Regions from separate parts of the Mus musculus genome. Here all the other regions are linked to region 1. A link is a loop called in an ENCODE intact Hi-C map of the cell type or tissue named here. Cell type or tissue: heart. All regions are shown on one strand.

What was found. Hi-C counts contacts between places; a loop is a spot of excess contacts. Peaks named below come from ENCODE experiments on the same cell type or tissue, not always from the same donor. Only the 100,000 strongest peaks of a DNase experiment are listed, where the experiment ranks them.
Region 2: a loop joins it to region 1, with 2.3 times the contacts of the local background. A loop is called at or near these places in 2 of 42 quality-filtered maps.
Region 3: it touches region 1 in a loop (2.3-fold over the local background); 2 of 42 quality-filtered maps call a loop at or near these places.
Region 4: it touches region 1 in a loop (3-fold over the local background); 7 of 42 quality-filtered maps call a loop at or near these places.
Region 5: it touches region 1 in a loop (4-fold over the local background); 3 of 42 quality-filtered maps call a loop at or near these places.

What each region holds. Positions count from the first base shown.
Region 1 is chr5:111,680,892-111,685,891 of GRCm38, reverse strand. No RefSeq gene overlaps it. Among named protein-coding and RNA genes, the nearest start is that of Gm36434, 20 kb to the right of the region's middle. In heart, a CTCF peak has its summit at 2,778 (motif pointing right); a DNase peak (open chromatin) is centred at 2,801; H3K27ac peaks cover 566 bases; H3K27me3 peaks cover 2,163 bases.
Region 2 is chr5:111,506,927-111,511,926 of GRCm38, reverse strand. Gm36223 (a long non-coding RNA gene) reads right to left here and starts at 2,649. Exons shown (of 2, transcript XR_880575.2): 1 at 1,082-2,649. RefSeq lists an enhancer at 1,434-3,293. In heart, a CTCF peak has its summit at 2,062 (motif pointing right); DNase peaks (open chromatin) are centred at 1,946, 2,636 and 4,936; H3K4me3 peaks cover 1,528 bases; H3K27ac peaks cover 3,034 bases.
Region 3 is chr5:111,463,351-111,468,350 of GRCm38, reverse strand. No RefSeq gene overlaps it. Among named protein-coding and RNA genes, the nearest start is that of Gm42155, 2.6 kb to the left of the region's middle. In heart, a CTCF peak has its summit at 2,359; DNase peaks (open chromatin) are centred at 1,740 and 2,180; H3K27ac peaks cover 1,864 bases.
Region 4 is chr5:112,151,681-112,156,680 of GRCm38, reverse strand. It overlaps 1700016B01Rik (RIKEN cDNA 1700016B01 gene), which reads right to left and starts at 454. Exons shown (of 2, transcript NR_166436.1): 1 at 327-454. In heart, no CTCF peak of the experiment used is centred here; DNase peaks (open chromatin) are centred at 1,820 and 2,680; H3K4me3 peaks cover 578 bases; H3K27ac peaks cover 471 bases; H3K27me3 peaks cover 3,961 bases.
Region 5 is chr5:111,270,749-111,275,748 of GRCm38, reverse strand. Ttc28 (tetratricopeptide repeat domain 28) reads right to left here. Exons shown (of 23, transcript NM_001267622.1): 14 at 4,410-4,554. Among named protein-coding and RNA genes, the nearest start is that of Gm35628, 38 kb to the right of the region's middle. In heart, a CTCF peak has its summit at 1,985 (motif pointing left); DNase peaks (open chromatin) are centred at 674 and 1,958; H3K27ac peaks cover 703 bases; H3K27me3 peaks cover 1,152 bases.

The DNA of each region.
Region 1 (5,000 bases):
GGGTGGATGGATAGACAGACAGACAGATTGATGGATAGGCAGATAGATGGATGGATGGATGGATGGATGGATGGATGGATGGATGGACAGGCAGATGGATGGATTGATGAGAGACTGACAGACAGATAGCTGAATGGACAGATGGATGGATGGACAGATAGATAGTTCCTAGTTTCACAGACCTGACCACTACTGCACTGACCTCTCCCTGTACGTCTTCAGCATTTCTATTTGGATCAGGGAGTATGTGATTCTAGGCCATGAATGTCTATACTCAGACAGAAATGAGCAGGGTAGGGCAAGAGCCACACAGAACTTTTCAAGACACAAATGTGATGCCTTTAAATGCATCATTAGGTTCCGCACAGTTCAACAGCGAGGCTCTGGAAATTGTTCACAAACTAAACACAGGATTTCTATGGTCCAGCAGTTCCTGATATGTGTATAGAAGAATTAATTTTTAAAAATTAAAAAAAAAAAAAACCTTTCTTGTGGCTGGAGAGATGGCTTAGCAGTTAAGAGCGCTTGTTGCTCTTCCAGAGGGTCCAGGTTGTATTTCCAGCACCACATGCTGGCCCACAACCATCCATAATTCTAATGGCAGGATATTTGACACCCTATTCTGACCTCCAGGCCCTCCAGGGACACACGTGGTACATAATCCATGTGAACAAAACACTCAAATACAGAAGGCAAGTAATTAATATAAAATAAGTAAAATCTTAAAAGCCATCTCGTTCACAATGCTCACAGTAACAAGTGGGAGTCAACCATGTGTTCACCAACAAGGGAATGAGTAACTACACTGTGCTGTGTGCGTAACGAGAATATTACTCAGCATGTAAGTGAATAGGATATTCAGCCATGCTAAAATGCCCTGGAAAAGACATGCTAAAGAGACCAGATATACGAGGTCATGCTTTTGTGAATCTGTGTATATGAAAAACATGGACTGGGAGCGGGGGGCAAAGTGGATGCCGGTGATTGGGGCCAGAAATCAGGGGATGGAGTGATTCCTTGGACATGAGTGTTGGAATGAACTAAGCTAATGTGTGTGACCATGCAGAGGACCCAGGCAGATACTGTCCTCTCAGCTATTTCTGTCCTTACAGTAGAATGCATTGCCCCAAAACATCCTTACTGGCCTTCTCAGACGCTTCCAGACAACAACCCTTCTCCTCCTGAAACCAGATGCCCTTTGAACTCCACGAATGAAGGAAATTCCTGGAAGGGGTTGCAGGAACGTCTACAGTAAGGTCATACTGCCCGGGACAGGCACCTTAGGGTTTCGATAAACCCTAATGATGAAGCCCAGATCACATGGAAAGTCGCATACGTGTTACTGTAACCCTCAATAGCTCCAACTGCACCTACTAACAGACATGTGGGCAAACAAGCTTCCAGAAGCTTTCTGCTCTCTTCCGATCTTGGAGCCTTCTTGCCGGGTCTCACAGAAACAAGGAAACCACAGGTCAAAAGCAAAATGAATCCCCTAAGGAGTCCTCGTTAAAGACCACCCTGAACGTTTAGAACTAATTCGTGTTACCCACTCTGAAGCTGTTAAGGCTGGAGCAACCTATAGGCAGCCTTCTGCCACCGAGGATCTGAGCGGTTCTCACAGGCTCCCTCTTCCTCCAAGGCAAGGACACCATCTCTTATGGGCTTAACCTATGTGTAACAGCATTTAGATGGTTGGTCTTAAAGGGGTGAAATGAAGACATTCAGGTAGCGGCAGATTTAATCCAGTGGGTTCTTAGAGCCTCTGGCTGTTTCCAGGCTAGGCACGACCAATCCATTGGTTTGATCGATCTCACAAGGCACAGACACGACCAATCCAATCTGAGTCCGTGTCTCAGATCCTACGGGGAGGTGGACTAGACTTGCAGGGGCCAGGAGAGGGGTCCCACTAGGGCCACTTTGAGGGGCTCACTTTAGTGCATCTCAGTAGCTCCCAGGTAGCTGCACCACAGGGTGGGGTGTGAAGGACACCCAAGTTCGGCCGTTGACATAAAGACTGAGCAAGCTGACTCTAAGTACCCAGAGATGGTCCTGGGGACAGCCCAGAAAAGGCTTTTGTTTTGCTTTAAAACCTTCCTGGTGATTTTCTCAGAGGCTTAACACCCGGGAGAGAAACAGGATCTGGTTTTCGAGAGGGCTGCAGAACTGAAGATTACCGTTGGTCGCCTTCCAGGGGCCGTGGCCTGCCTCAGGATCTTTGCACACACCTTTTACTCTCTGCCTGATAGCCCATTACCTCGGACATCTGATTAAACTCTGCCTCCTCTGGCTGTCAACCCTAATTTGCAGGCTCCCTCCCCATCTTTCCCCTTTCCAGTCTCTACTGGACGTTCTCTGCTGACACTGCACAATGTGGTCCCTCTCCCCCTACACTGTGAGCTAAGCCTTTAGGGACAAGCTGTTACTACAGTAGTCATTGTTGGCCCCGTATGGATACTATACAGTGGGTGTTGATGAACGAGGGGAGTGGGGAGGAAGCCCTGGATCAGCCATTTCCTGCTTCAGGGATCCCCCCACAGCAGTCTGGTGTGATGAGGAAAGCAGGGCTCAGAGAGGTGAGTACACCATCCTGATGTCACCCAGCATTTGTAAAGTAGGTCTAGCACCTGGTGTCTGAACTTGCCTCTGCAGGACAAGGGGCCCCTGGATGGATCCTTCATATAATTTGCATATGGGTCTGAGGGCTCCAGGAGAGCCTGGCACAGGTCAGAAACATAGCTGCCCCCAACTCTAGACCCAAGGCTGCCCCATGGTGACCTGCATGGCCACTTGGTGGCACTGTGGGGCTGACACTGACCATCTGTCACCTATAGGACACCCCCATTCAGTCCAGTGTGTCCAGGAGACCTCAGAAGGCAATTTGTATCATCTGTACCACAAAAAAGGAAACTGAGGCACAGAGATGCCAGGAACCCACCAGCAAAGTTGGAGAAGGAAGGAAAAGGACAGTTTATGGAACCACCACCCTATGACCTAATGGCAGGACTGGTCTCCAGGTGGGGAAACTGAGACTAATGGGTACAGGTGGAAATCAAGGCAAGATGGTTGACTGAGGCCAATAGGCACAAGTGGAAGTCAAGGCAAGATGGGTGACATACACTTGAGAGCAATGTTGCTGAGTCGCAGCAAGCCCTGACTTGGACCACAGTAGGACCACATCTCAGCAAAGGAAACTGAGGCAAAGAGGCAGCCCTTACTTAGTAGCTATCACCCAATCTCAGTCACTACCAAGCCATATCCCTGGCTTTCACCCAACCCAGGCAATCTCAGCTAGCAAGGGCCCTAGCTTCAAAAGGGTTCTCAGGCCCCCAGCCCTCCTGATGTGGATGGCAGCCAGAATCTGGGTGTCACCAGAATGTGGGTTGTAGGGAGACCCCATGTCTCCCCCAAATGGCCACACATCTTCTGGTGATCCCAGGAGCAGGAAGGAGTACTTCTGGGGGGGCAGTCCCTCAGTGTCTCCTGAGAGGGGGTGGAGGGGGGTCTCTTGAGATGGGGTGGAGGGGGGTCTCCTGAGATGGAGTGGAGGGGGTCTCCTGAGATGGGGGGTGGATATAGAAAGAGCAGAGACAAGCACAGAAAAGGAGACGAAAAAAATCTAGGGAGGAGAGACCTGCAGACAGAAGCAGACAGACAGAGAGCCTCACAGACAGAGAGACAGAAATAGATATGGAGAGAAGAGAAAAAGCAGACAGGGGAAGAATAAGAGACAGGAACAGCCAGAGACAAAGCAAGACAAGGAGAGAGACAGAGGCAGAGAAAGAAACATAAACGGGGAGACAGCTGAGGAGAAGTGACAGGGAATGTCAGAGCCAGACAGACACTGGCGTGGGACTCGGGGGATGGGGATGGGGGCACAGAGGCAAGAGGTGTGAGAAGGACAGAGGTGAGGCCTGGAAAAGCAGAACCAGTGCCCAGGATGTACAATGCAGGCTGCCAGGGGTGGGAGGTCTGTGTCTGATCTCAGAGAAGCCAGTACAGGAAAGCAATCAGAGGGAGGCTTGTGAGGAGGACTAGCCAGAGCAGAGAGGGAGGAGGGACGCAGGGTGGAGGCAAAGACTAGCCAGGACAGCAGCTGACTGAGGTCCCACCATCCTAGGGACCTCACCAGACTCCAGGATAGCAGCCCTCCAAGGTCCTCCCATTCTGTCTGTCCCCGTACCTGTGACCTCCCCGCTTGCCCCCGCCCTTGATGGCAGAGTTGGCCAGGGTCCAGGGCGGGTCAGGAAGCTGGCCCTCTTGGAGATGAGAAGATGCCCCTTTCTGCCCACTCAGTAGGCCCAGCAACCATTTGCATAAAACGATGTTCCTGCGAGGCATGCTAATGCATCCTGCTATTTTTGCCTCTCCTGGATGCTGGTTTGCATACATTTACATACCCTGGATGAATTAAGCTAGGATCATGTAAATGAACCCACTGGCTGGGGTGAGGGGTTCTGGGTTCCTGCCTCTGGAGGGTTCAGGCTGTCATAGTCTTCTCAGTGTAGACAGTGTCCTGGGGCTCCAGGACAGGTTGGCCAGGGTCAGACCTGTGCCTGTCCCTGATCCTGAGGCCAACACCGCCCGTATCAGGCTTAGGGCTACAAAATGAACTTTCAAAAAATTCATGTTCTATCTTTCCATGGCTTCCAGTGTGCTACAGTAAAGGTCAAGATTCTCCTGTGGCCATGGGACTAATACCTGCCAGGCCCCTAGATCTTTTCTGCCCTCCAGACAGCAGGAATGTGTGGCCAGAAGGTTTCTGCCTGCCACAAACCCTTTGCACGTGCAGCCCCAGTGAAATACGCTTCCCCTCTCTTCAATGCTAGTATTTAATCCGTCCTTCTCAGCCCAGGTCTCATACCAATCCCTCAGGAGACCTCCTCTGGCCTCATCATACTTAGGAACACACTTAGCCCTTGAAGCAGCTGCAAACCTTAAGGATTCGGTGTCTCTTCCTCTAGAGTATCAGAGCCTGGGGAGTATGGGGGACAGGTTTTCTT
Region 2 (5,000 bases), 170 kb after region 1:
CAGTTCAGGAGACGAGATAGGTGTCTAGGTCGGAAGTGGCGATGCCAGTGTGGGTCACTCCCCCAGACTCTCTTTTCTCATCCACAAAATGGACTGGATCAGAGCCATCCTTGGGGATAAAGGACCCTGTGGCCATCACTGCCTTGCAAATACTTATTTTTATCCTTGAAGTTATGTGTTGTGAGAGCCAAGAGGACATGGCAGATATACCCAAGACAAAGAAGGACAAACAGAAAAGTTTCGCTTGCTCTCTCTCTCTCTCTCTTCTCTCTCTCACACACACATACACACTCACAGTGCACACATACTCATACATACACATACTCACACTACACACACATACTCACACATTCACATGCATACACATTCACACACAACCACACACTCACATACACACATAAACTCAAACATATACAACACACTCACACAATACACACACACACTCACATACATATACACACACATACACACATTCACATACATATACACACATATACATACATACTCACACACAGCCACACATACACTCACACACATACACACATTCACATACATACACATATACACACATAATCAAACACAACCACATATACACTCACACACATTCTTATACAAACATATACATATATACATCCACATATGCACACATACATACACACATACACACACATATATACACATACACACATACATACACACATTCACACACATATTCAGACACACACTCACACACATTCACACACACTCACATACACACACACACACACTTTCTGGCACTGAAATCGCAGGCACGTACCATGACATCAGCTTCAGTTCATTTTCTGGTTGCTGTTTTGCCCTAAATTTACTTCCCACGAGGCCCGGAAATCTGCAGCCACCAGAGTGTGCAACACTCTTCCTTAGGCCTTGGGAGACTTCTGACACTTCTAACCTTTCCTTTCAGGGTTCTGGCCCCCTGCAGATTGTGCACGGGCTGTGGTCATGGTCATCCCTCCCCCATCCCGTTCCAGCCCTGTCACAGGGCCTTTTCTCCTACCTGGCTCTAGCTCTGGGCAGAACCTCACCACTACCTGTGGATTACCTGCATCTCCAGCCTCTCTCTTGTCACAGGTGCGAGGGGTGGCTCCCCAGGGTGCCACTGGGGCCACACCCCAGCCTTGGGCTCTCCATGCTCCCTAAGTACCACTGGCAGATGGTTTCCTTCTGCCACATGGTATCACAGGTGTGTGCACCCCCTCCATGTTCTTCAGTGAGCACAGAGTGTGCCGCAGTGCAGCTACTTCATTCTGTTCTCACCAGAACCCTTGGACATAAGCGTTGTGAAGATCTGCATCCTGTGTGTAGGGGAAACAAACACAGAGCAGTTTGTTCTCTTTCTCAAGGTCACACAGCATGCAGCAGAGCTAAAGTAAGACACCCCCTCCCCCCAACAGACTGGCCACAGCCAAGACCTAGAACATATTCAAGCCTTCCCCTGGGAAACCTTCCCCAGAAGGACTCACCTACCCTTCTACCCCATTCACAGCTGCCAAGTCAAAGCCTGGGGGGTGGGGGTGGGGTCATGAAGTGGGTCTCTTGTTAGCTGTGTGGCTCCTGATTAGTCATGTCCCTCTCTGGGCTTGTATTTCCTGTGGAGGCTATCTCGGGGTAACGCAGGGGACAACTAGGCTTCAGACTGACTTGGTGGCTGCTGCTGCTGCTGCTTAGGGAAAATCTAGGGAGTCTTCCATGGGTCCATGACTAAGCCCATCTGTTTCACATCCATCACTGTAGGGACAGGGACAAGGGTCCAGGTCCCTGAGCTCCAGACCAGTGTGACAGCTCCTTCACAAAGGATAGTGCCCAGCAGGGCAGAGCAGCTCACTCGCTGCCTCCTGCCCACAAGACCTCCTCACCCCAGGACCACAGCCCTCTACCCACACCCTTCCTTCCTCCACAGGAATGCCTGGAGGGGCTGGGCTAGTCCCAGCTCACCCAAGCTGTGACCTTGAACAAAGTCTTTTGTGTGGCCAGAAGCAGATACCATTGTCCCAGTGACCCTTGGGGGTGGCCAATGATAGAAGCTGCCCTCTAAAACCACGAGGTGGTGCTCACATCAGATCTACACCTGGGAAACGAGGCACAGAGCAGACGGGGACCTGCGTGGCAGCTACCTCGTGTCTAGTGCATGTGGGCAGCAGGTACCCACAGTTCTCCCTCACAGGTTCCAGTGAACAGTGAACTCTCAAACGGCCACGTGTTTCTCTCTGCCAAAAGCCTGCCCAGGGCTCCAGCCACCTGCAAACAAAGACTACAACTAAGGGGCTGCCACCCGCCCTCACCCTCAGGCACGCATGAGAGAGATATAGCTGTATCACATCGCCGTGGCCAAGCTGTGCGACTCTGACCGAGAGCACCTTGCCTCTGGGGACTGCTTTCCCCTCATCCATCCTTAAGGCCAGCACAGTGGACCACACAGCCTCTGTGGCTCAACCCGGGACCCATCCACAGAGCTGACAGATGACTCCCTCCAGATGAGGAAACCGAAGCTCAAAGAAACGGGAAGCTGCGCACCCCGAGTCAGGAAGCCCATCCAGGGCTCGGCAGAGGATGTGGGTGTTCGTGGGGCATAGGTGTTTCCTGCCCAGAGCCCGAGGTGGGGGCGGGGCCAGCCAGAGGGGAGGGGTAACTCTTTCCTGCCCGGGGGCCTCCCCTTCCACTCTCTCCCTTCCCCCGCCGAGGCTGCCAGACAAAGCGTCCTTTATCAAGATTGTGGCTGCGTGCGTTCTTCGGTGACACATGGGGACAAAGGAGGGGACCAGGAGTGACAGCAAAGCCTTGCTATCCCACAGCAGTCTGAAGTCTTCCCACGCCCCACCCGCCTCACAGGCCTCCCCAGGGCCTTCCAGCTTCCCTCCCCCAGGGCTCCGGAGGGTCTCCCGGGGCAGAGCACAGTCTCCTGCAACAGGAGCATGATAAGGCTATCTGCCTCCCAGCTCCAAGAACCTCAGTCTTTCTGCCTGTAAACCAGATGGGTGTTTGAAAGACCCCCTAAGCAAACACACTGAGAGGGGAGCGGGGGGGGGGGGCAGTTGGTACTGCTGTGTTTCATTTCCCGCCCTTCCTGCATTTCTCCTGTCCCCAGAGCTTTGCCCATACTGTCTCACTGGCCAGGACCCTTCCTCCCCTTTAACCTCTCCATATCTCTCTACAACAAGGTCCTCACCATCCCTCACTCCTCCAGGAAGCCCACCCTGACTGCAGTGTAGCCGCAGTACTGGGTGATTTGTTGACACATGGACATTCTTGCCCTCTGTCCTTCCTCAAGACCCACAGTCCCTTAACTGTCCCTATCCAATGACACAGTAACACACTGTCAGATCCCCCTTAAGGGCAAAACCAGGGCTTGCTTGTTTTTCCTCCTCAGACCTGGGACAATGCCTAGCCAAACTCAGACCATGCTTTTGATGACTAGATGGGTGAAGAGGTAACAAATGGATGGAAGGATGGATATTAGGTAGGTGGATGGATGGGTGGATAGTTAAACAATGGATTAGTGGATGACTGGATAGGTAGATAGGTGGATTATGAGTGGATGGATGGATGGATGGATGGGCGGGTGAATGCATGGATGGATTAATGGATGGATGGTGGATTAATGAATGGATGGATTGGCTATATAATATATATATATATATAGAGAGAGAGAGAGAGAGAGAGAGAGAGAGGATGAATTGATGGGTAGATAGGTGGATGGGTGGATGGATGGGTGGGTGGGTGGATGGGTGAGTGGATGAGTGAATGGGTAGATGGAAGTCTAGTTGGATGGATGGGGGCATGGGGGATGAGTGGGTGGGTAGGTGGATGGATGGATGGATGGATGGATGGGTTGGTTGGTGACTGGGTAGTAGCTAAGTGGATGGATAAACATGAGTAAATGAAGAAATGGGTTGGTGGAGGGATGGAGGATGCGTGAATGGGTGGATAAATGGATGAGGGGTGGAAGGATGGGTGACGGACTGATGAAGGATGGTTGGACAGATAAACAGGTAGGTGAATGAACGGATAGGTATATGGGCAGACGGGTGAGTGATGGAGAGATGATCATCTAATGGATAAATGGAATAGCCAGATGGGTGTGTGGGACTGTTTCCATATTTACTAGGCAAATAAAGGAAGGGAAAGAGGAAAGGGAAGGAGATGCTGGGAAGGGAGAGCAGGTGTCTTCCTAGGGCACAGGATAGCCAGCAGGAGAGGGGCTGATCAGTCCACAAAGCCATGGCTGCACCACTGACCCTCTCTTCCCATTTGTGCTCCCCTCAGAGGCTGGACTATGGAGACAGTAGAAAGCCTCAGAGTTTCCACAGTAAAAAAAAAAAAAAAAAAATGCTGGCGGTTGAAAAGATAGCTCAACAGTTATGAGCACAGGTTGCTCTTATAGAGGACCTGTGCATCCCACAGTCTCTCCCCTCCCAGGCTCCCTGGTCCAGATCTCTCAGCAGACAAAGGCCACACAGGTTCTATCAAAGCCGCAACAAAATCTGGACCAAGAAGTTTTCACTACTCCCCTTGTATCATTTATACAGTCACCTCTGTCTACCAGGCATGTGGGAAGCACACAGAAAAGAGAAACTGAGTCTAGTTCCCATGGGAGTTCATAACTTGACCAAAGCTTGAGAAACCCAAGTGCAGGTGGTTCTAGACCAGAGAAGGTCTCTCAGGCCACCGCTGTCCTCTCCATAGGACACATCCAGATGGGGCAGAAGCGAGGTGGCAGTGATTAAGAAAAGGAGACGGTAAATGTCTCTTCATTCACGGGGTGGGAATGCTCCTGGTTTACCTCCAAGGCTGGCTTTGTCTATTCCACGCCCCTGGCTAGATAAGGAAGCTGGAGCAAGCAAGGCTGGCCAAGACTGGAGTTGAGCCAGGACTGTTCAACTGCAGAGCCTGCTGTTGAGTTAGATAGAGCCAGGGCACAGGGAGTGGCAACAGCTGACTCTTAATTCAGAAAGAAGAGACGG
Region 3 (5,000 bases), 220 kb after region 1:
TGTCACTGAACCCTGGGAGGAGGGGTAGATGTTTTACTTCTCCCTCAAGGAAGGAATTTTAGCAACACCCACTGTGTGACTTTTAGCAACACCTACTGTGTGACATCTTTGTTGTTCTCGGGTTTTCTGTGGTTTGGGGGTTATTTTGTTTGGGGTTTTGTTTTGTTTGTTTGTTTGTTTTCTGGTTGGTTTTCTTTTTTGTTTTTTGTTTTGCTTTGTTTTATGATCCAATGAGTTCCACTGGGGTTGCTAAAAGAAGCCCGGACAGCTTGCTGGTGGCTCCCCACTGAAGAAAATGCCTCTCTTCAGCTTCTGTTAGCCTCAGCAAGGGCAGGGCTTCCCCTTGATCTTGGGGGTGCAGCCCTCCACCCCCAGTCAAAGGAGATGCTTTTGTGTTGTCTACACCTCCTTGCAGGTGTCATGACTGATTGTGCCTTGGTTTGAGGAACAGAAAGTCAACCCTGTGCCGCACAGAGGAGCCAAAAGCCAAAGCGTAAAGAGGCGGGACAGTGGCCTTTCAGTCCACCTACGTTGCAGAAGTCACACACACCAGCTATGAGAGATAACACCTGAGGGTAGGCTCTGTGTCTTCTAGCCATTTGGCCTTTGGCAAGTCACTCAGCTCTCAAGCCAAATGGGGATTAAAAAGAGTGTCTGCTTCAGGAAGCCACAAGGAGCTACAAGAAACTGAAGTGGCCAATGTTCCTGAGGTGAGGATCCCATTAATATTTGGGTACTACCAGGGACCCCAGAAAACTCACGGCAGAAGTGGCTTTGGTATAAATGACTGCCAGAAGACCTGGAGTGAATGTCCAACAGCAGTGCACCTCTGTATGTTTGTGAGACAGAAGGTGACAAATACCCTCTCCAGAGTTACTGGGGGGGGGGGGGTGTAAAAGACCCCAGAGCAGTGGTTCTCAACCTGTGGGTCGCAACCTCTCATGGGGGGAGGGTGGCTGTACTGTGAGGCACTGTAGTAAAGGGTCAAGGCGTGAGGAAAGTTGAGAACCACTGCCCCAGAGGCTCAGCTACTGTTGTGTCATTGTGTCATATGGAGTGCAGCCAGACAGGTGGTTCTGATGAGCAGCAGGTACTGATGTTGACTCTGGCTTCCAGAGGCAAGAAGCAAGAGCCACCAAGGTGCCATGGGTCCATCATCCATACCATCACCACCATCAGCACGGCCACCATCATAATCACAATCACCATCATAATCGTCACCACCATAATCACCATCACCACCATCATCTCCATCAGTATCACCATCGTCATCACCATCACCAGCACCAGCATCACCAATGGCCATACACAGAGCCTAGTTGGCAGACTGACACTGGTCACTTTATCTCAAAGCCACCCTTCCTTAGGCAGGGACACTGGTGGACTCTTTCCTGACTCTGTCACTATTCCCTCTGTCTGCCAAACCGTTGCTCCTGCTCACCGAGTCCCTGCCACCAATACGGTGGATTCCCATACATCATGTGATGCTAAGACTCCCCTGGGGGTCTCCTCTGACTTCTCACCCTACACAAGGACTTCCTTCTCAGACACACCCACTCCCCCGGGTCTCCAGGATGAGATTCCACTGTGGTCTTCCAGTCCCCGTAGGTGCTGGCTGTCTGCAGAAGGGAACCTGGCTGGCTTCTTCACCCATAGCTGTGCCCCGCCCCGGCAGGCCTGCAGTGGCTTGGGTGTGTTCACATAAGGGAGCCGAGCAAAAGAGACCTTAGCACAGGCTGGAGGTGCCTTCCCAGTGCCACAGGAAGAACCAGATGGCCGCAGGTTCCCTTGGGAATTAGGAAATAATTATCACAGAGGCTGGGGTGTGGCAATCTCCCGTGGGAGAGCCATTGTTGGCCACACGCAAGGCCCTGGGTTCCATCCCCAGCGCCACAAAAAGCAAGGCTACACACAAAATCCCTCCTGTCCGTCCCACGAGGCAGCGGGGGGGGGGGGGGACGACGGGGGGGCGACCTCCTTTTCAGGACCCGCTTCCCCAGGGGCCACATGACAGGGACAGGCCTCTTGGAAGAGACTCCTGCCCCCACCGAGCAAGGAAGCCTGCACTTTCAGGGCCTTTGCCTTTTATGGCTGCCGTGACATCATTTCTCCTTCTCCAGCAGACATTCCCATGCGGATCCGCCCCCACCCCTTCCTGTCGGTTGGGAGGACCGATTTCCTGGACCAGACAATGGCTGCTTGTGTGCACAGACCTTTAGCTGAGGAACAGCAGCCTGCACAGCCGGACCTGTGGGGACCAGAGCAGCCCTGCTCAGGGACACGCTGCTCCCCCCAGCCCCACCCATGCAAGGCTCTTGGGAAGACAGAAGCAGACTTTCCAAGCACGCCACATGCAGGAAGTCCTGGGGCCTGCAGTCAGTGCCCGCACAACCTCCTTCCACTCCTCCCTTCGTGGGAGCCCAGGCCTGGAGCGCCTGGTGTGGGGAGTTACAGTTAAGAGACTGGAGTCTCAGAAGAGACTTTGGACTTTTAAACAGTGTTGAGGTTGTGAAAGACTATGGGGACTTTTGAAGTCAAATGCATTTTGCATTATGTTATGGCTGCAAACCCACAGAGCAGCCAGGGAGAGAAGCGTGGTGTTTCTGAAGAATTGCTCCCAAGGGCTCGTGGATTTGAATGTTTGGTCCCCAGCCGGCAGAGCTGTTTGAGAAGGATTAGGAGGTGTGGTCTTGCTGGAGGAGGTGTGTTATTGGGAGCTGACTTTGAGCTTTCAGAAGCCCATACCACCAGGCTTCGAGTCTCTATGTCTGTCTCTCTCTCTGTCTCTCTGCCAGTCTCTGTCTCTCTGTCTTTCTGTCTCTGTGTGTCTCTGTGTCTGTCTGTCTCTCCCTCTCCCCCTCCCCCTTTCCCTCTTTCTTTGTCGTTCCCTTTCCCTCTCCCTCCCTCCTCGGCCTCCCTCCCTCCCTACTCATGGATCTGATCTAAGCTCCCAGCTATACTGCTCCAGCAACATGTTTACCTGCCTCCTGCCATGCTCCCCACCACCATGACAGTCACCCTCTGAAACTATAAGCAGGACTTCAATTAAATGCTTTCTTTTATAAGCTGCCCTGGTCATGGTGCCTCTTTACAGCATTAGAACAGTAACTACTATTATCGAGAGTAGTAGTATTTGTCCCAGATAACTACACATTAAAAACATGGATCAACAGTGACTAGGTAAACAGACTGTGGTATGTCCATACAGTGAAATACTACTCAGCAATAAAAAGGCAGCAATTATTGTGGATAGGACAACTTAAAGCATTATACAGAGGAGAAGGCATAGTTGGGTGTTCCTGTCAATGTCCATGCCATTAAAGGTCCCAGAGTAGATGCAGCTGCTCTGCATTGCACAGTGTTGGAGGGGATCTATCCAGGGATGGTTGGGAAAGAATTTTGTAGAGAGCTCATCCCCATGGAGGTCTGTTTGTGAAAGTAGCAAATTACACACTTAGGGTCTGTGTGCTCTGTTTTGTGTAAGTCATACTCCAGCTTTTAACTCTGGCTTTTCTTCTCAGTGCTGGGATTGAACTCAAGCATGTACTCTCCTGAGGAGCTATGTGCCCAGTCAAGACTCAGATCTAAAATGTGACAAGGGTCACCACTGGGATTAACAACAAACAAAGGCTAATAATCAGACTCAGGGTGAAGGTGATTACCATGCGAGCCTGGACAACCTAACTGATCTCCAGGACCCATGTAAAGGTGGAAGGAGAGAAATGACTTCTTAGGGTTTTCCTCTGAGTGTCACATGTATACCACATGTACACCACATGTGTATCACATGTGCATCACATGTGTACTGGCGAGTTTTGTGTCAACTTGACACAGCTGTAGTTATCACAGAGAAAGGAGCTTCAGTTGAGGAAATGCCTCCATGAGATCCAACTGTAAGGCATTTTCTTAATTAGTGATCAAGGGGGAAAGGCCCCTTGTGGGTGGTGCCATCTCTGGGCTGGTAGTCTTGGGTTCTATAAGAGAGCAGGCTGAGCAAGCCAGGGGAGGCAAGCCAGTAAAGAACATCCCTCCATGGCCTCTGCATCAGCTCCTGCTTCCTGATCTGCTTGAGTTCCAGTCCTGACTTCCTTTGGTGATGAACAGCAGTGTGGAAGTGTAAGCTGAATAAACCCTTTCCTCCCCAACTTGCTTCTTGGTCATGATGTTTGTGCAGGAATAGAAACCCTGACTAAAACAAATTGGTACCAGCAGAGTGGGGTATTCCTGTGACAACCTGACCATATTTTGGGGAGGACTATGGAAGGACTTTGGAACTTTGGGCTTGAAGATCCATTCATTGTTAAGAGCTCTGTCAGATGTTGTGTAGGAGCTTGGAAGATAATGTTGACAACAGTGCAGAAGATGGAGGTCTGGTTTGTGAAATTTCAGAGGGAAAATTAAAGACTCTTTTCAGGGCCATTGCTGTTTTGATTGTGAAGATTTTGTAGTTCTGGTTAGCTGGGGCTGAAGAATCAGCTGTGGTTAACAAGATACCAGAACTACTAAAGCAAAATCTTTGCATTACTAGGATTATTGATGCTGGTTAGCTGGAGCTAAGAAATTAGCGGTGATTACGAAGAGACCAGCATCATTGAGGTGACATCTTCTGGGAAGTGTTTTCTGAAAGCACAAAGAGGCTGTGTTCCAGAGACAGCCAAGGTTGTACTCCTGCTGCAGCGGAACTTGGTAATATGTAAGGGTCACCCAGGTGGTATTGGTTTTGAAGGCATGAAGGGGTCACGCAGAGCAGCTGAGGCTCGGCACTGTGAGAGGCCGTGGAGGGCCATTGGTGAAGGTGCAGCCTCAGTTGCAATTGAAGGCCCAGGACTGAAGGGGTCACGCAGTGTTTTGGAGATGCCAGTACCATGAGATGACCACCAAGAGCAGCAGCAGCAGTGGAGTACAGGCATCTGGAGCCCATAGGACAACGCGTGTGCTACAAAGGGCATGGCTGGAGAAGTGACCCAAGCACTTGGAGGAGCCCAGAAGATCGTGAGTTG
Region 4 (5,000 bases), 470 kb before region 1:
AAACACCTCACTACTTAAGCTTCTCTCAGCAGGACTGAGGCCCAGAGCTTGGCCCCCAGAACTCACATGAAAGACAGATGTGGGTGAATGTGCCATCCCAGAGCCAGGGAGTCAGAGGCAGGCAGATGCTAGGGTTCACTGGCCAGCTTAGCTTACCTCTAAGGCTGACCTCTGCCTGCCACACACATTCACACACTTGCATACAGAAGGAGCTCTTTATGAGCACACAGTAGGAGGCATCCTTAAGCACACAGTAGGACATACCTACAAAGCCATAAGTGCTGGTACCACTAAGGTAAGCATCTGGAACCTAGGCTAGTAGTTACCTGGGCCATTTCAGGGAGCTCTGTCTTGGCTGTGGCCCCCTCTGGGGTGCACTTTGTTGAGCTGAGCTGGGTTGGGGAGGGGCTCGGAGAGAGGGTTGGTGTCTCCCTTGGGGTCACCAGGGGTCAATGAGCAGGGGTTGGGCTTATGAATTTCCTCTCAGGGCCCCAGACAATGGGGGCTTATTTGGTAATGTTGTTTCCTTGGCAACCATCTCTGTTCTGGAGAGTGGAGGTACTGGGGGTGGGGGAGGGCTGTGGAGAGAGAGGGGTTGCTGGAGGGGACACCTACTTTTAAGGTGCAAAACAGAGGCTAGTCTGTGTGGGTGTCTTACCTTCTCTGGAACTTGTCATTTCTAGGACAATTCCTTGCATTTTAAGGACATCTAGAGAGCTGAGTTTGAGTTTAGACATCTAACTCACTGTGTGACCTTGGGTCGATGACTTGCCCTCTCTGAATTTCAAGTTTTTCTCCTGTGAAGTAGGGGTAATTCTTTGTAGGGTGATTTGGGAGAGACAAGCACATTATGGGGCGTGACAGAAGGCCCTTCTGAGCACTTGTTTCTCATTTGATTGGTTCTTACTGCTTGGATTTAGTCACCTCCTTGGTCAGCATCTTAGAGTCACTGTTGTTGTGATGAGACACCACAACCAGCATGGGGAGGAAAGGGTTAATTCTGCTCACACTTCCACACCACAGCCCATCACCAAAGAAAGTCGGGAAAGGAACTCAAGCAGGGAAGGAACCTGGAGGCAGGAGCTGATGCAGAGGCCATGGAGGGTGCTGCTTACTGGCTTCCTCACCATGGCTTGCTCAGCCTGCCTTTTTTTTTTTTTTTTTTAAAGATTTATTTATTTATTTATTTATTATATGTAGCTGTCTTCAGACACTCCGGAAGAGGGAGTCAGATCTTATCACGGGTGGTTGTGAGCCACCATGTGGTTGCTGGGACTTGAACTTCGGACCTTTGGAAGAGCAGTCGGGTGCTCTTACCCACTGAGCCATCTCACCAGCCCTCAGCCTGCCTTCTTATAGAACTCAGGGCCACCAGCCCAAGGATGGCTCCACCAACAACGGGATTGCCACACCCATAATGGGCTGACCACACCCACAATGAACTGGCTCCACCCACAATGGGCGGGCCCCCATCAATCACTAATCAAGAAAACTGCCCATAGGCTTATGGCGGTATTTTTACATCAAGGCTTCTCCTCTTTGAGGACTCTAGCAGCACAGAAAGCTTCCAGAGTCACACAGATCTGGAATTTCTAAGGACCAAGGTGGTTGTTCTGGGAGCTTGGCTGCCGAAGGGTCTTCATTATTGGTCATGAGTCACTTTCTGGCATGTGAAGAGACTGAGGTCAAGTCTAGGGTGCCCTTGTCCTGTCTCCCTGCCGCACCCTCCCTGTATATGGATTTGAGTGCCTCATTCCTGGCTGCCAGGGCTGCTTTGGTGCTGAGGCAGGGGCGGCAGCCTTGCAGGGCTGTTTTGTATCCAGAACAACTCAGGAACTGGAACTCATCGGACCTTCACGAGGCTGGCTGCCCTAGGCTGCCTCCTGGATTCTGGCCACCCAAAGCATCAGGCTTCTCCATGGTCTTGGGAGCAGATTGGTGACTGGGTGGGGACCAAACTCACCCCAGTGCAAGACTTACACACACAACACCCAGCAAAGCCCTGTGAGAAGCCAATGCAAGGTTAGTTTTCATAAGGAGAGTTAGATGTTCTGGAGTTGGGGATGTATTTGTACTAAAAAAGTATTCTCTGATTGCTTTTGGCCACCTCACCTAGCCGGTTGCTTTACCACTTTTGAGACAGGGTCCTGCTCTACATCTGTGGTAGGCACGCTTCTGCTTCTAAGTTCTGGGATTGCAGATCAGTGCCAGCACACAGCAAAGACTTTTATATTTTTAAAACTAAAAATATTCCTTGCATGTGTGCCTGAGTAATATGTCTGCGAGCCATGTGTGTGTCAGAAGCCCATGGAGGTCTGAAGAAGTGTGGGATCCTTGGTACTGGGGTCACAGGCAGTTGTGAGCCATCGTGTGGGTGCAGGGAACCGAATAGAACCTCTGCAAAGTAGCCATGCTACAGACTCCGACCAAACAACTTATAACAATTTAATTTTCAATTTGGGGGCGCTGGGGATGGGACTCAGAGCCTGGCGCATGTGGGGCTGGGCTCCTACTGAACGCCACTCTATTATTCCTCGGAGGCAGGACTTGAACCTTATTGTACCCGCTTTATGTTTGGTAATAAAAGTCATGTGCCTGTGGGTCCCCTTAACGTGCTAAATGCAATACGCAAGCCTGGTGCTGGCTCTCTGCGCACACGCCCTTGGACTGCAGTTCCCATGATGGCCACGCGGTGTCGCTGTCGGCCCGCGATACCCGGGCAAGACGGGCTGGCCCATCCATCACCGGCCGCGGCGCAGACAATGCGGGGAGCGGCCTCGGCCCGCGCCCGCCCGCCCGCGCTGTCGGTACAAAGGATGCGCTGTTAACACGTGTACGGTAATGGGCTCCTCCACGGCCTCTTCCCGGGCCGCCCGCTCCCTGCCCGACGCATGGCCGGAGACATCCATCTAAATTATGTCACCCAGCTGTGAGCGGCTCCCTGCCCAGTCGGTCCGGGGCTGTGTGTGCCTGGCTTTCCTGGGCCACACAGCCCAGCATGAGAGGAACCTCTCACAGGTGAGCACCTACTGTGTGCTGGCTGGGCCCCAGCCACAGGACATGTGGCTTAGTCTATTTTAAAGAGGAACTTGATGCTTGTAAGGGTTTGTTTCAAAGTTGCGACGCCCTGCAGCTTGCCTGGGCTGCCTTAAAAAAAGAAAGAAAGAAAAAGAAAAGAAACAAGACAAACGCTCCCAGTTTATTGATGTTTGAATGTCGCCCCACACCATAAAACGCTCCTGTTTAACATTACATTTAGGGGCTGGGAGAAGACACCCATGGTTAAATGCTTGCTATAGAAGCCAAAGCCTGAGTTCGATCCCTGCCACACACCTGGGTGTGCTGGTCCTTCAGAGGTGCCACTGAGAGATGCTATCCGCTATCCACCTTCACCAAAGACACCTTCCTCCCATCCCAACCCTGCCTCAGTAAACAAGGTGGGCATGTGTGAGGGACTACACACACACACACACACACACACACACACACGCGCGCGCGCGCGCGCGCGCGCGCTCCTGTGTACACTTCTGTCCCCCATACCTGTGAACAAGTAAGTCATGGTCAGAACTGCTCAATAGTCTCACTGGAGGATACACCCAAAGGCACCTGCTCCTGCCTAGTGGTCACTTCCTCTCTCCCTCTGCCCTCCCTCTCTCTCTCTCCCCCCCCTCTCTCTGTCTCCCTCTCCCTCCTTCTCTCTCTCTCTCTGTCTCCCTCTTCCTCCTTCTCTCTCCCTCTCTCTCTCTCTCCTTCTCTCTCTTCTCTCTTTCCCTCTCCCCTTTCCCCTCTGTCTCTCCTCTTTCTCTCTGTCTGTCTGTCTATCTCTGTGCCTCTCCTTTCTGCCCAAACTGCCTGTTGGCTTTCTGTCCCATGGATCTGTGTATCCCTGGTCATCTCACACAGTGGAAGCCAGTAGTGTGGGGTCTTCCTGGTCTGGCTTGTTCCTGTTTGGCATTGTGTTCCAAGGGTGCATCCATTCCATAATACACCCCAAACTCTTTATTCCCTTTTAAGGGCCAAGTAATAGTCCAATGCATGGAGGTCCCGAGTTTGGGTTCCTCTGTGGATGGCTTCCTCCTTCTGGCTTTATGGATGACCCTGTTAGAAACTTTTGTGTGGGTGTGTATTTTCATTCCTTTGGATAGGTGTGTCTGTCAGGGAAGTTTTGGGTCACATGGTAGTGCTGTATGTAATTATTTGAGGGGCTCCCAGCCTGTTTCTAAAAAGGCTGTTTATCATTTCCTACTTCTTGAATGATCTGATTATTTTATTCTGACTACCCTAGGAGTCTCTTACTGTGATCTTGACATACATTTTTCTGCTGACAACTGATGTCAAACATCTTTCCCTGTTTTCTTTTGCCATTCGGGTCGTAATCTATAAATAGAAACATCTATTCATACTTTTTGCTTATTGAAGACAAGCATCTCCTCATTGTTGAAATGCCAGAGCTCTTTACATATTATGGACATAGTTGCTTATCTGGCACAGAGTTTGCAGCTCATGTCTCTTGGGTCCACAGTACCACCATTTGCTTCATCAAAGTTTTAGGTTTCAGAGTACGGGTTCATGTTTCTAGTTTGTCTTTTATTTCCCAGGCTTGTGGTGTGTTCTCAGGGAATCCCGCTGTGTGTGATTCCAAAACTGTATTTTGCTATCCTTGGGTGAGGGTCATGAGGAAGGGGCTGGTCAGGGTGGAGAGCTCCAGAGAAGGATAGTGACCGTGGAAGTGGGCAGACGTGGGTGGCTGTGCTTGGTGATGTAGTGAGGCCACTTGGTGCCTTGGTCTCCGGTCCCCATCTGTTACAGGGAGGCATGCACCCTCAGGTTGCTGTGAGATTGGAGGAGGGTATGAACATGGTGCAGATGCGTAGAAATCAGATGAGACGACACAGCCTGCATCACGGGCTCGCAATATCTGCCCCTGGGACTCCTGGTCGGAAGTCCCTGTCCAGTGGTTTCCTTTTGTCCAAGACTCCTCAGGGTCTTCTTGGATTCTA
Region 5 (5,000 bases), 410 kb after region 1:
CGTGCCGTGACCCTCTCGGGCAGCAAGGACTCCTGGAGCCTGGTGAGTCTCCCATTTGATGAGGCACAAGGCCAGACACTCAGAGCCAGGAGGACCTGGGGTCATCCAGGGACTGTTGTGATGTCAGGGTCTCAATCTAGCTCCCCCAGCTTTGAAGGCAGTGTTTCCATTTATGGCGTCTGGGGGTGGGAAGGTGTTAGACAGGCAGCACTTCTCTTGCCAGAATCTCACGTGAGGACCTGGGGAAGTCTGTGTGCAAGCCACAGCATGCAGACGCTGACCGGCCCGCTCTGCCCAGAAGTGGCCTTTCCAAAAGTGGGGCTGGGACTCAGAAGAGACAAGCCAACTGTGAAGATGACCCAGCGCCCACCCATAATCCCAATACTCTGGGTGTGGGGGGGAGGCAGGGGGATTGCCATGAACTCAGGGTGAGCCTACACTAAAGAGCAGGACTCTGTACTTGAGAAGAGGCATGGGAGGAAGTGGAGAGGGGAGAGAGCGCCTGGGAGTGAGGCAAGTATGGCTGCCACTCAACAGGGATGGAGTGGGAGTCACCGCAGCCGTGGCACTGCAGGCAGAAATGCCTGTCTCCTGGGCCCAGCATGCTTCCTGCTGACTCAGTGAGGTTGACAGGCTGTGCCCTCAGGAAGCAAATGTGCTCATGTGACCCATCTGCCTGCTGCCAGAGGCACCTGGCTGAGGGTGGCAGAAATGCTGGCTAACCCAAAGTGACAAGTGTCTGGTGGGAAGCTCAGGCTTCTCGGGGCCCCGAGCCTTGCTTCCTTTTATAATCTGGCTAACCTGGGGGAAAGAGAATTGAAATCGCTGGGGCACCTGCTTGCTTTACAGGCAGCTACACGAGCTGCTGTACGACCCAGGGAGTAGGAAGTATGTCACCGCCACCCCAGAAACGGCAAGTTGGGATGGGGAGCTCTGCATGGCATGGGCAGAGCCTCTCCGCTGCCAGCACACCTCCACTCACAGCCCAGGGAGCAGAGGGAGCTGCCGTAGCACGGGCCACAGCACACGCGGTCAGGTGTGAACACATGGCTATCCACAGTGACGCGATGTGTTGGAACAGCCAGTGGCTGGTGCCACACCTGACTCGCAGCCACGTGTCATTGTCCCTCTGGCCTCTGCAGACAGACAGCTGTGTGTGTAAGTTGTGTGAATGACCTCTTTGGAGCATCCAGCTTCAAATTTTACTCCAAGCAGAGTGGAAGCAAAGGGATACAAAGGTGAGGCTGGCAGGCTGTAACTAGGGCAAGCCCAAAGTCTGAGGATGCTTAAGTCTGGGCCTCCATAGAGTGAGTGACTGCCCACCTGGAGAAGGCCCTACTGCAAGCCTGCCTCCAGGGTACGGTGCCTTGCACTGGGTGAAGCTTGCCTGCAGTGTGGAAGGAAGATCATACATGTTGCTGGTATGTACAGGGCCACACTCCAAGTCAGCCCTGAAAACACCACTGGTCATAGGTTGTCTGGTCACCTGGGCTTCAGAGATGAGATGGCTCCCTTGTCCTCTCACAACCAGAAAGGCAGACCAGGTCTCAGGCCCATTGCTGTCCTTAACACCTTTAAACCTGCTGGGACCACGCCACCCACACCTCCTGCCTGCTTTTCACTCAGACATTCTATACTGCTCCCTGGTGACTGTAGGTGGGATCTGGCTCAGCATTTGCTGATGGTCCTGATAGTACACTTCCCTGGAAATACAGTCAGCCAAAGGCTGGTGTGTGGTCCCCCCCCCACCCCTCCGCCGCCGCCGGCCTACTATGTCCCACTTTCAGTTGTGTCGGGCCTGGTTCCCTAGCTAACTGAAGGCAGTTGTTGAGATAATCCCATGCCCCACATGAAACATCCATGAATCCCAATCTGCGGTTTCTGTGACAGTGTGGAGGGAACCGGCTGTTTCTGGAAGCTGATGGACAGTGTGACTCCCCATAGGGCTGGCAGCGTCAATGCGCCCTCTGGTGGCCTCTGGAGAGGAGTGGCATGTTTCCAGGAGGCCCGCTACAGGACAGTCATGAGAGAGGGCCGGAGCTCCAGACTCTGGGGCAGCGCACACCAAGCATGTCTAAGCATGTGTTAAGTGTGTAGCTGTAACTGGACAGGAAACAGAATCCCAGGTTCTCAGAAGTGCTTTCCTTAAAACAGTGGATCCTTTGTCTTTAAAGTTTGAGCAGTCTTGCCACGTTGCTTGCGGTGGCTGAGAGCTCCTGGCTCACTCTGTCTTGTGTGAGAAGCATTGGCCCCTCACCTGCAGTGGACACAGTCCTGGTGGGTACCTGGTGGTCAGCATGCAAAGGTGTTTTCTGGTGGCTGTTTTACCTGTTTAAGGCTGAGACCACCCTTCTTTGCACCTCTGCAGGAGCGTGAGGGTGTGTAGACCACCTCAGCACACTCTTACTCTGGGGGGAGTCACAGAAGAGGGACTGTTTGAAGCACACCCCGCTGACTCTGGGCACCTCCTGGCCTCAGCTTCCTGCTGACTCCCAGCCTGGCTTGGACTTGTCACCAAGTATTGGACCCCTAGGGTGAGCGGCACCTCCACTAGATGCTGCCATCAAGGGGGCTGCCTCAGCTGTGGGTTCTGACAAGCATGTACACAGGACACGTGGCCTGTGATTCGTGGGGGGAGGGAGTATCTGGTTTCTGGCTCTTGGAAAGCCCCCAGGTCGCCACAGAAACCATGACCTAGTGTCTTCCTAGGGTCCTCTGCTTTCTGTGCTGTATCAGATCCAGTGCAAATGCACCTCAGACTGAGAGCAGCTCTGTGCACATGCATGAGGCCTCAGGCCAGCTGCTGAGGGACATGAAGCTGAGGGATGGCCCTGGCCATGACTGGGGAGTGAATTAGGTCACAAGGGAGAGAAGGAGGAGGCGACAAGAGCCAACTCCTCAGATCCCATTGTTGCTCTGTGGATGGCAGAGACGGGGGACGGGGCTTTGGGATAGAGGCCTTGCTGATCTGGGCAAGCAGAGAGCACACTCACAGCAGTCTGCCTCTTCGTCTTCCTCAGCACTGATGGAGCAGAGATGCAATCGGCTAGGAGCAAAGGTGGGAGGACGCTCAAGCAAGTGAAGAATGCCGAGTGGGGAGCTCTTCCAGGAGTGCAGAGGACTGCTGGGACTGGGGAGCACTACTGGGAGTTCAGAGGACTATAGGGAATGGGGAGCACTGTTGGGAGTGGGGAGCACTTCGAGTGCAGAGGACTGCTGGGAGTGTGGAGAGCACTACTGGAACTAGGGAGCGTTGCTAGGAGTGGGGAGCACTGCAAGTTCAGAGGACTAATAGAAGTGCAGAGGAGTGCAAGACTGCTCGTGGCAGTGGGAGGCAGGAGAAAAACCCATGTCTTCCTCAATCAGCAAGGTACAGTGAGCTGGAGCCCTATCATAGCAGTGTGGAGAGCGTGAAGATAAGAAGGGACAGGGTGGAACATGAAGGGAAGAGGGGCTTGGCCTTTCCAGGAGAAGGCTTCAGACAGGAACTCCTGAAGGGACCTTGAGGAGGGCCCTGGACACAGCAGTTCCCCCTGCCCAGGTGACAGTCCCTGCCTGCAGCCCTAATGTGTTGTACACCTTGCCCTGTGCAAACCCGACATGTCCTCTAGATGGTCCTCACAGTCCTACAGAGAAAAGACATCAGGAAGGATGGCCAGGGTCACTTGCCAGAAGACAGGAAAGTCATCCCACAGCTGTTAGGCCAGGTGAAACACCGCTGGAGGACCAGGGAGGTGCCCATTCAGGGAATGGAGAAGTCATATGTGAACTGTGGTCTCTTAAGGATACACGGTGCCTGAGAGAGAGAGAGTTGCTGAGGGATGCTCCTGCCTCCTTAGAACAGCTGTCTGTGACTATCCTGCCTGAAACTGGCCCCTAAATTCTCAGACCCACCAAGGTCCCTGTACCACCCAAGAGCACTGTTTGAATTAAGCAGGGATATGGCAGGCTCATGTGGCTTGGATATGCCAGCAAGAGGGCAAGGTAGGCTGTAGTTGGTGTCTTTAGCACCAGACATTGGTTCTGTGTTTGAGACCCAGGCAAAGAGCAAGGGGGTGGCCTGGGTCAATCCAAATAAACATCTAAGATTAGGTAGGCGTGGCTGGCATTCATTCCTAGCACTGACACGTTGAGCCTCATGACCTATAGACCAGACGAGGAGCACACGAGGACACTGAGCCAAATGCGTTCAGCCCATGTAGAGCAGAGCAAAGCAAAGCACAAGCTCAGACCTGCCATCCTGACTATAAGCAGCCAGCGAAGAATGCATGTCCGTGGAGTGCTCTGGGGGTGCACATGCACACTGAACAGAAAAAATCCGCTGGGGGGGTGATGGTGCGCATGCGCACCAAGCAGAAAAACAAATGCATTCTGATACGAAGGGGTGTCATGTCCCAGGAGCCACTTACCCCTTCCATGGGTGCGATGAGCAGATCGTACAGGGCACGGAGTGGGGGCTTGGCCAGTGAGTTCTGCCTCCTGGGCAGAGAGGAGGTCCCATCCTTGCTGGGTGACACCGTACCACTGAACAAGCTTGTCATGCTCTGGCAGCTCCTGGGGAGACAGGACCAGGGTTGGAATCAAGCTCACCCTCCATCATTCTGGTTGCCCAGAGGCAGGGCCTCTCAGCATGCCTGTCACCTCCAGCTCGTGCTTGCCCCTTGCAGGGGTACTGTCATACAACATTGAGTTCTGTACAGAACAGCGTGCGTGCATCTCTGTGGTGTCAGCTATGTAATCAAACATCCCAGAGTGCTGGTCCCGCATGGCGCAATTGTGCTCCGTCAAAGACAGGGGTCAGGAAGGGTCAGTGCAGCGGCCAGGCTGACAAGGAAGATGACGTTCAGTAGCAGTGAACTCACTGCTGAAGTGACAAGACAAGGATCTGCTGGCCAAACCCAGCCAGACCCTGACAGGGACTCTCCATTTCACAGGGGTGCCCTGAGAGCAGCTGATTGGAAAGTTGCCTGTAGAGGAGGGGCACTCTGAGCAGCTATTAG